Linked DNA regions of Homo sapiens: regions 1 and 2 are each linked to region 3. Evidence: chromatin contacts called from ENCODE Hi-C or POLR2A ChIA-PET data. All regions are on one chromosome and are shown on one strand. The core of a region is the stretch at or near the end of the contact, and the rest is flanking DNA. Distances in the headings are between cores, read along the strand shown. Region 1 holds the start of FXR1 (FMR1 autosomal homolog 1). Region 2 holds the start of DNAJC19 (DnaJ heat shock protein family (Hsp40) member C19). Region 3 holds the start of SOX2 (SRY-box transcription factor 2).

Evidence for each region. Hi-C counts contacts between places; a loop is a spot of excess contacts on that map. ChIA-PET counts read pairs that join two places held with the same protein, here RNA polymerase II (POLR2A). Pooled maps may share reads with other maps.
Region 1: a map of testis shows a loop between it and region 3 (6-fold over the local background). The contact joins the promoter of FXR1 here to the promoter of SOX2 in region 3. A Hi-C loop is called at or near these places in 4 of 168 maps with a recorded cell type or tissue (GM12878, K562, endothelial cell of umbilical vein and 1 more), 3 of 37 single-sample maps with no recorded cell type and 15 of 50 pooled maps. POLR2A ChIA-PET finds 5 or more read pairs at or near these places in 2 of 52 experiments (BJ and WTC11).
Region 2: a map of endothelial cell of umbilical vein shows a loop between it and region 3 (2.8-fold over the local background). The contact joins the promoter of DNAJC19 here to the promoter of SOX2 in region 3. A Hi-C loop is called at or near these places in 1 of 168 maps with a recorded cell type or tissue (endothelial cell of umbilical vein) and 9 of 50 pooled maps. POLR2A ChIA-PET finds 5 or more read pairs at or near these places in 1 of 52 experiments (activated T-cell).

The regions. Positions count from the first base shown.
Region 1 is chr3:180,911,293-180,915,534 of GRCh38, forward strand. FXR1 (FMR1 autosomal homolog 1) reads left to right here and starts at 1,378. Exons shown (of 17, transcript NM_005087.4): 1 at 1,378-1,444. The coding sequence starts at 1,394. RefSeq lists enhancers at 369-1,024, 840-989, 1,560-1,649 and silencers at 1,009-1,303, 1,310-1,409.
Region 2 is chr3:180,987,672-180,991,914 of GRCh38, forward strand. DNAJC19 (DnaJ heat shock protein family (Hsp40) member C19) reads right to left here and starts at 2,065. Exons shown (of 6, transcript NM_145261.4): 1 at 1,929-2,065; 2 at 507-558; 3 at 352-425. The coding sequence starts at 1,931.
Region 3 is chr3:181,710,400-181,714,272 of GRCh38, forward strand. SOX2 (SRY-box transcription factor 2) reads left to right here and starts at 1,526. Exons shown (of 1, transcript NM_003106.4): 1 at 1,526-3,873. The coding sequence starts at 1,962. The coding sequence ends at 2,915. All of the region lies in intron 6 of SOX2-OT (SOX2 overlapping transcript), which reads left to right. RefSeq lists enhancers at 1-808, 809-1,661, 1,662-2,515, 2,516-3,367, a promoter at 754-1,787 and a silencer at 1,367-1,426.

The DNA.
Region 1 (4,242 bases), core at 128-2,627, 800 kb before region 3:
CGGAGGTTGCAGTGAGCTGAGATCTCATCACTGCACTCCAGCCTGGGCGATAGAGCGAGATTGTCTAAAAAAATAATAATAAATAAAATAAAATAAAATAAAATAAATATTGTAGTCCTAGCTACTCGGGAGGCTGAGGTGGCAGCATCACCTGAGCCTGGGAAGTCCAGGCTGCCACGTAATCACGCCACTGCACTCCATCTTGGGTAACAGAGTGAGACCCTGTCTCTAAATAAATAAATAAATAGAATATCCTGTACATAACAACAGTGAGCACTTTCACAGCCCTCATTTTTTCCCAGAATCTTCAGAGATGCAGACGTGCTCATAAAATGTTGTGTACATTTTATTTTTTTAGAATCTGAAAAACTGGGTCAGTGGGCGTTTCATGGGAAGTATAGAATGTTAGCAAAGTATCCTTTCTTAAGTTTTTCTGCGAAAACGGTAATAATGTAAGTATAACAAGGAGCACTTATAGTATTATTTTCCAAAGCCCTTGCTTAGGGAAGGAGCTTCAGTATTAAGTTGTTAAAATCCATACCCAAAGTATTTGTTATGCTTACAAAACTGGAGATGGTTCTGCTTTGATCCTATTTGCGGAAATTTGCATGCATTTAACAGAGGAAAACGTGGTCTCCTGCTCTATTAAGTTTGTCTGACTACTTTTAATAAGGCGAATTCACCTAAACTCTGTTCTAGGGTGTGAACACAATTACTTGCCCTGAAAATACTCAGTTTGACTTTTAAAGAGCTAAAGTGGTAACAGGTGGGGAGAGGGCTAGGCCAAATTGTTTGAGGGGGTGTGGAACTGTGGAATTTGAGTGAAGAGAAGGCCCAACTTTTTTTAAAAAAAGAGCGGGGCGAAATAACTTGGGGCACAACAGTATGTCTATTTTGTAGGCATCCCTCTTCCCCAGGGCAACTGGAGCCCAAAAAGTGGGTGAGAAAGCCATTCCAGGGCAGCCAGCACTTCCAGAAGTTTAAGGTCAGGATGCCGGAGCTCAGGGGAATGCCGATGCGCCGGGCAGGCTGTGCCTGGGCAGTTCATTCTGTGGCAGCTGGAGGCACTACTCGGCCGCCGCGGTGCGAACTGCGGGCACTGTGGGGCGGAGACCTAGGGGCGGGTCAACAAAGGTCGGGCGATTGTGTCTGGAGGCAAATCCGACGTAGACGGCGGCAGGCGGAGCCCAAAGCCGGTGATGCAGGGTGCGCAGGGATCCCACCTGGAGAGTCGGGGCGGCACGTTGAGACCCCAGGGGTGAAGGGCGGGGGATCCCAATCCCAGCCCTGTTTTCCCCTCCCCTTTCCCCGCCTCCTTCTCGCCCCTCCCCCCTCCTCCCCTCTGGTTGGAAAGTTTCTAGAATCTCTTCCCAGCGGCCTTTGCGGTTCCAACATGGCGGAGCTGACGGTGGAGGTTCGCGGCTCTAACGGGGCTTTCTACAAGGTACTGACCGTTTTGCCACTTTGTCGAGTGTTCTGGGTGCTGGAGCGCGTTTGAGGGAGGGTTGGTGGTCCCAGAGAGTGAGGTTTGGGGTCGGAAAGGCAGCCAGGCCAAAGCTCGAGGCCGCTGGATTCCTTGCTTCTCCCCCCTCCACCCGCGGTTTAACGGTCTCGGGGGCCGGGGCTCCGTTATGTTTTGAAACAACACGTCGGACACCTCTTGCATTTTCCTAGTTATGAACCCTCTTGGTTGCTAGTGCGGTTCTTGGCGGGCCGGTGGGAAGCAACTGAGTGGCTGCTGGGCGGCGGGAGCTCCTTCGGAGCAGGCCCGAGCTCTGGGAGGTGGGGGAGTCGTGAAAGGAGGCGGTGGGATTGTGTGGTCTCACCCGCTCCCCCGCCCCTCGAACTGGGCCGGGCGGGAGCTCCTCAGCCCGCTCCTCCGACCCCTCCCCACCCCTTGGGGCGGGTGTATCGCGGAATCTTTGGAATTCACCCTTGTATTTGAGTTTTGGGCCAACAAATCTTTAGTGTCTGAGGAGAATGGGGGTACCGGATTGAGGGTTAGGATCAAATACAGAAAAGCAGAAAACCTTGAATTGTGGCGGGTTGGAATATTTTTGCGGCCTGGGAAATTGGGCGGCGCCTTAGCCCCTCTATTACGGAAGAAAAGGAGAGTTGTGAGCTTTAAAGTAAGATTTAAAATGCGAAATGGATCAGGGAGATAGGTGGAGAGGTGACTAATTTCTTTATATCACTGCCCCTGTTTTTGGAGGGAGGTTTTGTTTTGTTTTGTTTTTTCTCCCACGAGGTTTTTTGTTTGTTTGCTTGGGAGGAAGGACATCCATTACTATGGAATCGGGGCTGAAAAACGTAAGAGGAATAGAGTAGAGGAATTTGGTGGGGCATTCAGCGTTCACATATCTGAAAATGAAATCCTAATAGTTTATTTTTTGCCACTATAGCGTTCTTTTCTCCTTATTTTCCCGAAATACGCCAGGTTGTTAGAAGATCAATACAGAATCTCCCCAGCTGTTGTCTGTCAGTCAATCTCACTAAGCCAGCATCTCAAATGTTTGAGAGTCTTGGCTATTTTTATGAAGGGCCTTCTTCTAATACATGAGTATTGTGCGTATGCAAAGTGAATTCTCACAGGTTTTCATTTCAGCGTACCTTTTATCCTATGGGTTTTTATTTTATTTGGCCACGATTTTCTATTTTCAGCATTTTGATTTTCTTTTCTTAGTTTACTGATTAGCTCTGTGGATTTGGTTTAACTGTCACGTGGTACCAGCATAATGGGGAATCACAGCGTATAAAGGATCCCCCTAAGCTTTTTGCAAGTTTAAATCTCCTTAGGTGGTAAACTTAAAGTAGGAACAGTGCCTGTTGGAAATGAGACTTTATGTTAATGCGTGAGTAGTTAACATTGACGTTCTCGGTTTAAGACTTGATGTCAGACCAATGACCTAGGTGAAATTTGAGTACATAGTTAATTGACTTTTGTTGTTATTGAAACCTGGTGGTTGCTTTCCCTGGACTACTGCAGATACAGTTCGCTGGGTAAGACGGCGAAAAGAATAGACTTATCTATGTTTTTCCTATCAATTGTAGATAAGTCGTTTTGCATCACCCCCCACCCCTTTCCCGAAAAGTTTTAAATTCTCACTATTTGGCCCTGTAGTTCTTGTATAAGGGAGGTATGCATTTTTTCTTGCATATTGGAAAAAATAAAGTGATTATTTTGCTTTATTTCATGGTTCTGCATCATGCATGTGGTAGACAACTATTTTTAGCAAAGTATATTTGTCAATAGCCTGCTATGCAAGATATTTTTTCCTTTTTTTAATAAGGTGAAGGTAATTTTAGTAAAGATTGTTTGCAGTCTTACTTTGGTTTCTCACGGTATTTTTTTTTTCCAGTCAATTCACAATGAATCAAATGTCCCCATTTTGGAACTCTGAAGTATTTATAATTGATCTCTATACATATCTACAATCTACTGCTTGTTTCTACTTAGACTTTGACTCCATTACTCATTTTGCCTCACAAAGTGAGTTGGTACTTTGACAAAGGTTGGAAAGGACACTAGCCACCTGTGTGTGCACTGAAATCATGTACGCTTGAACATTTGGAATTTTATGTCCAGCCATAATCCACTTGCATATGCACTTTGTGGAAACTGTGGTCTTCAGAACTCTGGAAGAATGAGAATGGCGGAGTGGAAAAGAGTCCTGGATTTGAAGTAAACAGATGAGAATTCTAGGTCTGTACTTCACCTTACCATTATCTAACAATGGACCCCTGAACAAATCTCTCTGTCTAACATGAGGGGCTTGAAGTAGTTCTGTGATCCCCAGTATATTTTTATCCTATTAAACTGCTGACTTGAAAACCATTGGCTTATTGCACAGAAGTTTATTGCTTTTTATTCATTAGAATGTAAAAGTTAATGTTAATTTACATACAGTAAAATAAGCCTTTTTTGGTGTACGGTTATGAATCTTGATAAATGCTGACAATTATCAAGATTAACTGTCACTTTAACTGTGGTGGTGTCAGCATTTATCAAGATTCATAGCCCCCAAATTTCCGTCATGCCCTTTTCAGTCAACCATTCCTCAACCCCAGCTTCTAGAGTGTTTTCTGTCCCCATAGTTTTTCTTATTCAGAACGTTACGTATATAGAATCGTACACTATATTGTGTAGTGTTTTGAGTCCGGCTTCCATTTAGCGTAGAAGCAATTTAATTTTAATTAGTTTTTTTCCAATTTAGAAGATAATACATGGTCACTGAGGTAATT
Region 2 (4,243 bases), core at 815-3,314, 720 kb before region 3:
GATCGGATCACTTTAGAATCATATACCTCTGTGTGTGCGATGCAGAGCAGATGAAGGAAAACAAGAATATGTACAGATGATGCTGAAGGTGATGGTATGTGAAAAAGTGAAACTTGGGTCTAGTGGGGTACTAGAATTGTCAAAACCCCATCCAACTCTGTCACATATAACATCTGATGTTTCAGGGTAGCACCATCACAAAGTTCAGAACTTCTATACTCTCCTTGCAGGAAGCAGGAGAATGGGTCCAAAGCAATCACTTAGAACTTCATGGATATTTGGAAATTTACCCTTCCCTAAGTGTGGCTCTAGGTTTCAAATAGAAGCAGCAAAGAATTAACAAAGTCTTACAGATTTTGGTAGGCTTTGAAAAACTTGTTTTACTTGAGGCTCCATATGCTTCATGGCTTGCAAAACGTAACGGCCTAAAACCAAAAGCAACAGAATAAGTAAACTAAATCTCCAATCTCCCCGACTTCACTTCCATCCCCAAACCATAAACAAACCTGCAAATCCTGCAGCAGCAATGGTCAGTCCAACTGCTACCACTGTACTGGCCTGGTAAGGGGGAGAAGAGTAAATATTTACTTCTCTAATTCCCACCCTTTCTCATTTTGCCCATTCTTCCATCCCCAACTCATTACAAACTGCATTTTAATAGGAGAAACAACTTTTTTTTTTCTTTTTTTTTTTTTTTTTTTAAGAGACGGAGTCTTGCTATGTTGCTTAGGCTGGTCTTGAACTCCTGGCCTCAAGCAATCCTCCCACCTTGGCCTCCCAAAGTGCTAAGATTATAGGCATAAGCCACCATGCCTGGCAGAGAAACAACTTTTAAGGCGGAAATATTCTGTCCAGTAATCTTTAAAACTACTGCATCTGTTATGCTGAATGCATTAAAGTTACAGGATTCATCATATGGGAAAGAGGGCAAGTTCGACTTGCTTATTTATCTTTACAATAGTGAAAAAGATGATTCCCTCCCTTTGAAAACTTCTTTCATCACCAGACAAATTAAGTCACATTAAAGTTCAATCAAAAGTAGTGGAAATAGGCCAGGCGCGGTGGCTCACGCCTGTAATTCCAGCATTTTGGGAGGCGAGGCGGGCGTATCACTAGGTCGGGAGATCGAGACCATCCTGGCTACCATGGTGAAACCCCGTCTCTACTAAAAATACAAAAAAAAAAAAAATTAGCTGGGCGTGGTGGTGGGCGCCTGTAATCCCAGCTACTTGGGAGGCTGAGGCAGGAGAATGGCGAACCCGGGAGGCGGAGCTTGTAGTGAGCCAAGATTGTGCCACTGCACTCCAGCCTAGGCGACCGAGCAAGACTCTGTCTCAAAAAAAAAAAAAAAAATGTGGAAATAAGGTTTCTGCTACAGAAGGAAAAACTGTTTACAGACGGCTCCTGTAAAATTCTAACAACGCATTTTCGAGGCTAAACGTGGGCTAAACTAGGAGACTAATACCTTTGGCACTGCCCTGTTGTTTCCTAACAAGACAGGCCCAAATATGTTCAGGAAGCATGGAGAAGACATCTGTCAGCAAAAGCCAAAGAGAAGGACATAGCAAAGTGGAGCTAGTGCTGTGAAGATGTGTTAGGGCAAGGGCACTTATAATCAAATACGTTTCCACTAATCTCCGAGTCCATGACAGCCTCTGACCTTACAGGAGTTCCAGGCAAGCAACACCTGCAGAGCCCGTGCGGACAAGAAGCTGGAGAACCGTGCAGAAAGACGATGTAAAAACACAAACCCCCAAGAGAGCGAGCCAACAGGGTTGTGTCCTGGTGAGTGTGACTCCCCAATAACCGAAACCTCCCGCCCGCAGTCGCACTAAGGAGCACAACTTCAACTCCACACCTCCGAGGCGGGGAGCTGAGGTTGAGGCCTGGGCCGGAGGTCGCCAAGAAGACCGGAAGGCCGCACTCACCATGGCTCCGGCTGGGCTCCCTTGCTTCCACCGGGAGCACGGCTCATCCCAGCTCAGAGGCCGCGGCCAACACCTGCACGCCTTTACCAGAGAGCGACGCAACCCCCAACCTCAAGCACAGGCGCCCTACGCAACACGGCAGGAGCAGCCGCAAACTAGGCCGGAAAACTGTCGTAAAAGGGGACGCGGAGGAGAAGGAAAGTCGCTCAAGCAGTGGACAGAGCGGAGAAAGCGACTTCGGGTTGGTTGAAGGGTGGGCGGATCTCTTTATTTCTGGGTGTAGGGGTGGGGCTTCTCTGTGTTTTCTGTCCTTTGCTCCTGGGCGGTGGGTATTTGGAAATTCTTGCAGGGAAGGGCATGGGCAGCCTTACTCAGACCGATTTTTTCCCCCTACATCTTAGCACCTCGTTTTGCCTTTATTTTATGTTAATAATTGTCAAGGGTAATGAATGTAGTTAAACATGCTGTGACATTTCCACCACGAACCCAAACAAATATGTTGTAACCCAGTGTAGGAAACGAGATGCCCAGAAAAACAAATGAAACCAACCACACTGTGTTTCAGGGATTGCTCGGTAGCATTTTTTAATGTAAAAGAACTTCATTTAAGGATGTGACTTGACAAGACTTTGTGAATATTTGGGTTTTCGTTTTGTAGAATGGGATTAAAGACAGTTCATATTCTGAACATGGAATGTCAAGATCCTACAACTGAAAAGGGCTATTTAAAAGTTTTCCTCCTCACCCAAAATAAAAAGTAGGGCTGGATTTTGCCCTTACGTGGACATCAGTTTCATACATCCCTACATAAATGCTTGAGAAGAAAAAAATAATGGAGACAATAATGGAATTTTACAATGCAACGTTTGCATGATCAAAATAAGTTTGGAGTTACTTCCCACTCAGAATTTACAGTGTTAAATATCCGTTTACATTGCAATGCAATTCTGCTTTGATGAGTTTGTTAGTTATTAAACAAATATGCAAAATTTTTGGGTTTGTTTTCCTCATCTGTAAAAGCAGTTTGCATTTGATAATCCAAGAGCTCTTCTAGCGCTAAGGTTTTTGTGATGTAATTTATTGTCAACACATGATTTAAGGTGACATCCAGCACTAAGACACTAGCATTAAGTTTATAACTTCCTCTTTTGCCTCTCTTTTATCTGGTTTTTACCCAACAATTACAAAATAAATAATCAAGTGAGGCATAAGACCTTGGGACCAAATTGGCATCAACAAGCTAGAATGCTATCTGGAAAAATTTATTATGCATATTTTTGGTATGTACAAACTGTGTAATGCAGTTTCTGGAGGAATAGATTTACAGTAGACTCTAATTAGCTTTGAGACTTTACAAAACCCAGACTCAGGAAATTGGGAGTAGCAACACAGCAAGACATTTTGTTGAGCTGGAGATAGCTCTTTTTTTGGTGGCAGATCAAACTGGAGGTAACCTGGCTCTGTCACTTACTAATACTGTGACTTGGAAAAGTTATTTCTGATTGAGTTTCTTCCTCATTTGTAAAATGAAGGTAATGATAACTACCTTGCCGAGTTTTTGTGAACGTAGAGATTATGCACATATTGTGTTCTGCTTATGGTCATCACTCAGTGTGGGGCTATTATTATGAGGGAAGCCAGAGTGCAAATTGGAGTGTAGAAGCCTTCCTCATTCTCATGATACCTCACTCATGAATCTTAAGTCTGGTTGCCTCTTACCTACCTGCCAAGATCCTAGAAACAGCCTTGAAAAGTAATCTTTTTAAATGTCCACTGACTGATGAATGGATAATCATTCCTCATTTCTTCTAGCTTCTGGTGACTGCCAGCATTCCTTGACTTGTGACTGAATCACTGCAGTCTTGTAAGCCAGCATCTTGAAATCTCACTCTGCTCCAACTTTTCCATCTTCACATTGTCCTTCTCTTCTGTTTGTAAAATCTCCTTCTGGTTTCCTCTTAAAGGATATATGTAATTGCATTTACCAGCTACCCAGATAATCCAGGATAATCTCCCCTTCTTAAGATCCTTAACTTAATCATAGTTTCCAACACTTTGCCATATAAGGTAACATTCACAGGTTCCAAGTATTAGGACCTGAAATCTTTGGAACACATTATTTAGTTTACTATAGAAAGTAATAAAAGACAAAAGAGGGGGTAGGGACAAAAGAATGAGAAAGGACTCAAGCACATCTTCTTAGTTTCTCATCCCAAATTTTTAAATCAGGTAAGTCACTTCTCCTTGGGAAGAAATAAGTGAGAGTTGAGAGCGGTAGCTAAGAGTGTTCTTGCACTGTGGCTTTCAAACATTTT
Region 3 (3,873 bases), core at 276-2,775:
CCCAACAAGAGAGTGGAAGGAAACTTAGACGAGGCTTTGTTTGACTCCGTGTAGCGACAACAAGAGAAACAAAACTACCTATTTGTAACGGACGTGCTGCCATTGCCCTCCGCATTGAGCGCCTACCTATTGAAATCTTTACGTCGGGACAATGGGAGAGCGGCTAAAATTACCCTCTTGGGTCCTGGGCGGGCAAGATTCCTGAGCCCCTACCCCCGCCCCCATCTCATCCTCCTCTAACCCGGGCCTTGCTGGGCTCCCCCTTCCCCAGTCCCGGCCGCCTTCTCCCAGTGTGCGCTGCCTGCACCTGTGCCTGGAGAGCATCGACCCCGCCTCCCAGGCCTTGAGCCCCTTTGCGGCGCAGCCCCAGCCTTGCGCGGCCTGGGCTTTGCGGCCACCACAATGGAAATCTACGGGGAAAATGCCAGGGCTGGTTCTGCTGGAGTCCTGGGAACTCTGCGTGGGAGGGAGTTTGTGACTGCGGCCCAAAAGCCACCTCCATACAGTGCCGTGGGATGCCAGGAAGTTGAAATCACCCTCCCCCATCGCCTGCACTTTTGAGCGCCCTTCCGTCTGTGTCTTTCCCCAGCCCCCATTTGAAAGCCGCACGACCGAAACCCTTCTTACGGGGAGGCATGGGATGGGAATGGGGAGTGGGGGCAGACAGTAGAAGCATCCCCTTTGCTACGGTTGAATGAAGACAGTCTAGTGGGAGATGTGGCTGGGGCTAAGAGGAAGAGCTGCAGTTTCCTGGGCCAAAGAGCTGAGTTGGACAGGGAGATGGCAGCTTACCAAGGCCTGCTGGTTCTCAGCTCTAGAGTCTGCCTTATGGTCCGAGCAGGATTTATTTTTAAGAACAGAGCAAGTTACGTGGAAGCAAGGAAGGTTTTGAGGACAGAGGTTTGGGTCTCCTAACTTCTAGTCGGGACTGTGAGAAGGGCGTGAGAGAGTGTTGGCACCTGTAAGGTAAGAGAGGAGAGCGGAAGAGCGCAGTACGGGAGCGGCACCAGAGGGGCTGGAGTTGGGGGGGAGTGCTGTGGATGAGCGGGAGAACAATGACACACCAACTCCTGCACTGGCTGTTTCCAGAAATACGAGTTGGACAGCCGCCCTGAGCCACCCACTGTGCCCTGCCCCACCCCCGCACCTTAGCTGCTTCCCGCGTCCCATCCTCATTTAAGTACCCTGCACCAAAAAGTAAATCAATATTAAGTTTAAAGAAAAAAAAACCCACGTAGTCTTAGTGCTGTTTACCCACTTCCTTCGAAAAGGCGTGTGGTGTGACCTGTTGCTGCGAGAGGGGATACAAAGGTTTCTCAGTGGCTGGCAGGCTGGCTCTGGGAGCCTCCTCCCCCTCCTCGCCTGCCCCCTCCTCCCCCGGCCTCCCCCGCGCGGCCGGCGGCGCGGGAGGCCCCGCCCCCTTTCATGCAAAACCCGGCAGCGAGGCTGGGCTCGAGTGGAGGAGCCGCCGCGCGCTGATTGGTCGCTAGAAACCCATTTATTCCCTGACAGCCCCCGTCACATGGATGGTTGTCTATTAACTTGTTCAAAAAAGTATCAGGAGTTGTCAAGGCAGAGAAGAGAGTGTTTGCAAAAGGGGGAAAGTAGTTTGCTGCCTCTTTAAGACTAGGACTGAGAGAAAGAAGAGGAGAGAGAAAGAAAGGGAGAGAAGTTTGAGCCCCAGGCTTAAGCCTTTCCAAAAAATAATAATAACAATCATCGGCGGCGGCAGGATCGGCCAGAGGAGGAGGGAAGCGCTTTTTTTGATCCTGATTCCAGTTTGCCTCTCTCTTTTTTTCCCCCAAATTATTCTTCGCCTGATTTTCCTCGCGGAGCCCTGCGCTCCCGACACCCCCGCCCGCCTCCCCTCCTCCTCTCCCCCCGCCCGCGGGCCCCCCAAAGTCCCGGCCGGGCCGAGGGTCGGCGGCCGCCGGCGGGCCGGGCCCGCGCACAGCGCCCGCATGTACAACATGATGGAGACGGAGCTGAAGCCGCCGGGCCCGCAGCAAACTTCGGGGGGCGGCGGCGGCAACTCCACCGCGGCGGCGGCCGGCGGCAACCAGAAAAACAGCCCGGACCGCGTCAAGCGGCCCATGAATGCCTTCATGGTGTGGTCCCGCGGGCAGCGGCGCAAGATGGCCCAGGAGAACCCCAAGATGCACAACTCGGAGATCAGCAAGCGCCTGGGCGCCGAGTGGAAACTTTTGTCGGAGACGGAGAAGCGGCCGTTCATCGACGAGGCTAAGCGGCTGCGAGCGCTGCACATGAAGGAGCACCCGGATTATAAATACCGGCCCCGGCGGAAAACCAAGACGCTCATGAAGAAGGATAAGTACACGCTGCCCGGCGGGCTGCTGGCCCCCGGCGGCAATAGCATGGCGAGCGGGGTCGGGGTGGGCGCCGGCCTGGGCGCGGGCGTGAACCAGCGCATGGACAGTTACGCGCACATGAACGGCTGGAGCAACGGCAGCTACAGCATGATGCAGGACCAGCTGGGCTACCCGCAGCACCCGGGCCTCAATGCGCACGGCGCAGCGCAGATGCAGCCCATGCACCGCTACGACGTGAGCGCCCTGCAGTACAACTCCATGACCAGCTCGCAGACCTACATGAACGGCTCGCCCACCTACAGCATGTCCTACTCGCAGCAGGGCACCCCTGGCATGGCTCTTGGCTCCATGGGTTCGGTGGTCAAGTCCGAGGCCAGCTCCAGCCCCCCTGTGGTTACCTCTTCCTCCCACTCCAGGGCGCCCTGCCAGGCCGGGGACCTCCGGGACATGATCAGCATGTATCTCCCCGGCGCCGAGGTGCCGGAACCCGCCGCCCCCAGCAGACTTCACATGTCCCAGCACTACCAGAGCGGCCCGGTGCCCGGCACGGCCATTAACGGCACACTGCCCCTCTCACACATGTGAGGGCCGGACAGCGAACTGGAGGGGGGAGAAATTTTCAAAGAAAAACGAGGGAAATGGGAGGGGTGCAAAAGAGGAGAGTAAGAAACAGCATGGAGAAAACCCGGTACGCTCAAAAAGAAAAAGGAAAAAAAAAAATCCCATCACCCACAGCAAATGACAGCTGCAAAAGAGAACACCAATCCCATCCACACTCACGCAAAAACCGCGATGCCGACAAGAAAACTTTTATGAGAGAGATCCTGGACTTCTTTTTGGGGGACTATTTTTGTACAGAGAAAACCTGGGGAGGGTGGGGAGGGCGGGGGAATGGACCTTGTATAGATCTGGAGGAAAGAAAGCTACGAAAAACTTTTTAAAAGTTCTAGTGGTACGGTAGGAGCTTTGCAGGAAGTTTGCAAAAGTCTTTACCAATAATATTTAGAGCTAGTCTCCAAGCGACGAAAAAAATGTTTTAATATTTGCAAGCAACTTTTGTACAGTATTTATCGAGATAAACATGGCAATCAAAATGTCCATTGTTTATAAGCTGAGAATTTGCCAATATTTTTCAAGGAGAGGCTTCTTGCTGAATTTTGATTCTGCAGCTGAAATTTAGGACAGTTGCAAACGTGAAAAGAAGAAAATTATTCAAATTTGGACATTTTAATTGTTTAAAAATTGTACAAAAGGAAAAAATTAGAATAAGTACTGGCGAACCATCTCTGTGGTCTTGTTTAAAAAGGGCAAAAGTTTTAGACTGTACTAAATTTTATAACTTACTGTTAAAAGCAAAAATGGCCATGCAGGTTGACACCGTTGGTAATTTATAATAGCTTTTGTTCGATCCCAACTTTCCATTTTGTTCAGATAAAAAAAACCATGAAATTACTGTGTTTGAAATATTTTCTTATGGTTTGTAATATTTCTGTAAATTTATTGTGATATTTTAAGGTTTTCCCCCCTTTATTTTCCGTAGTTG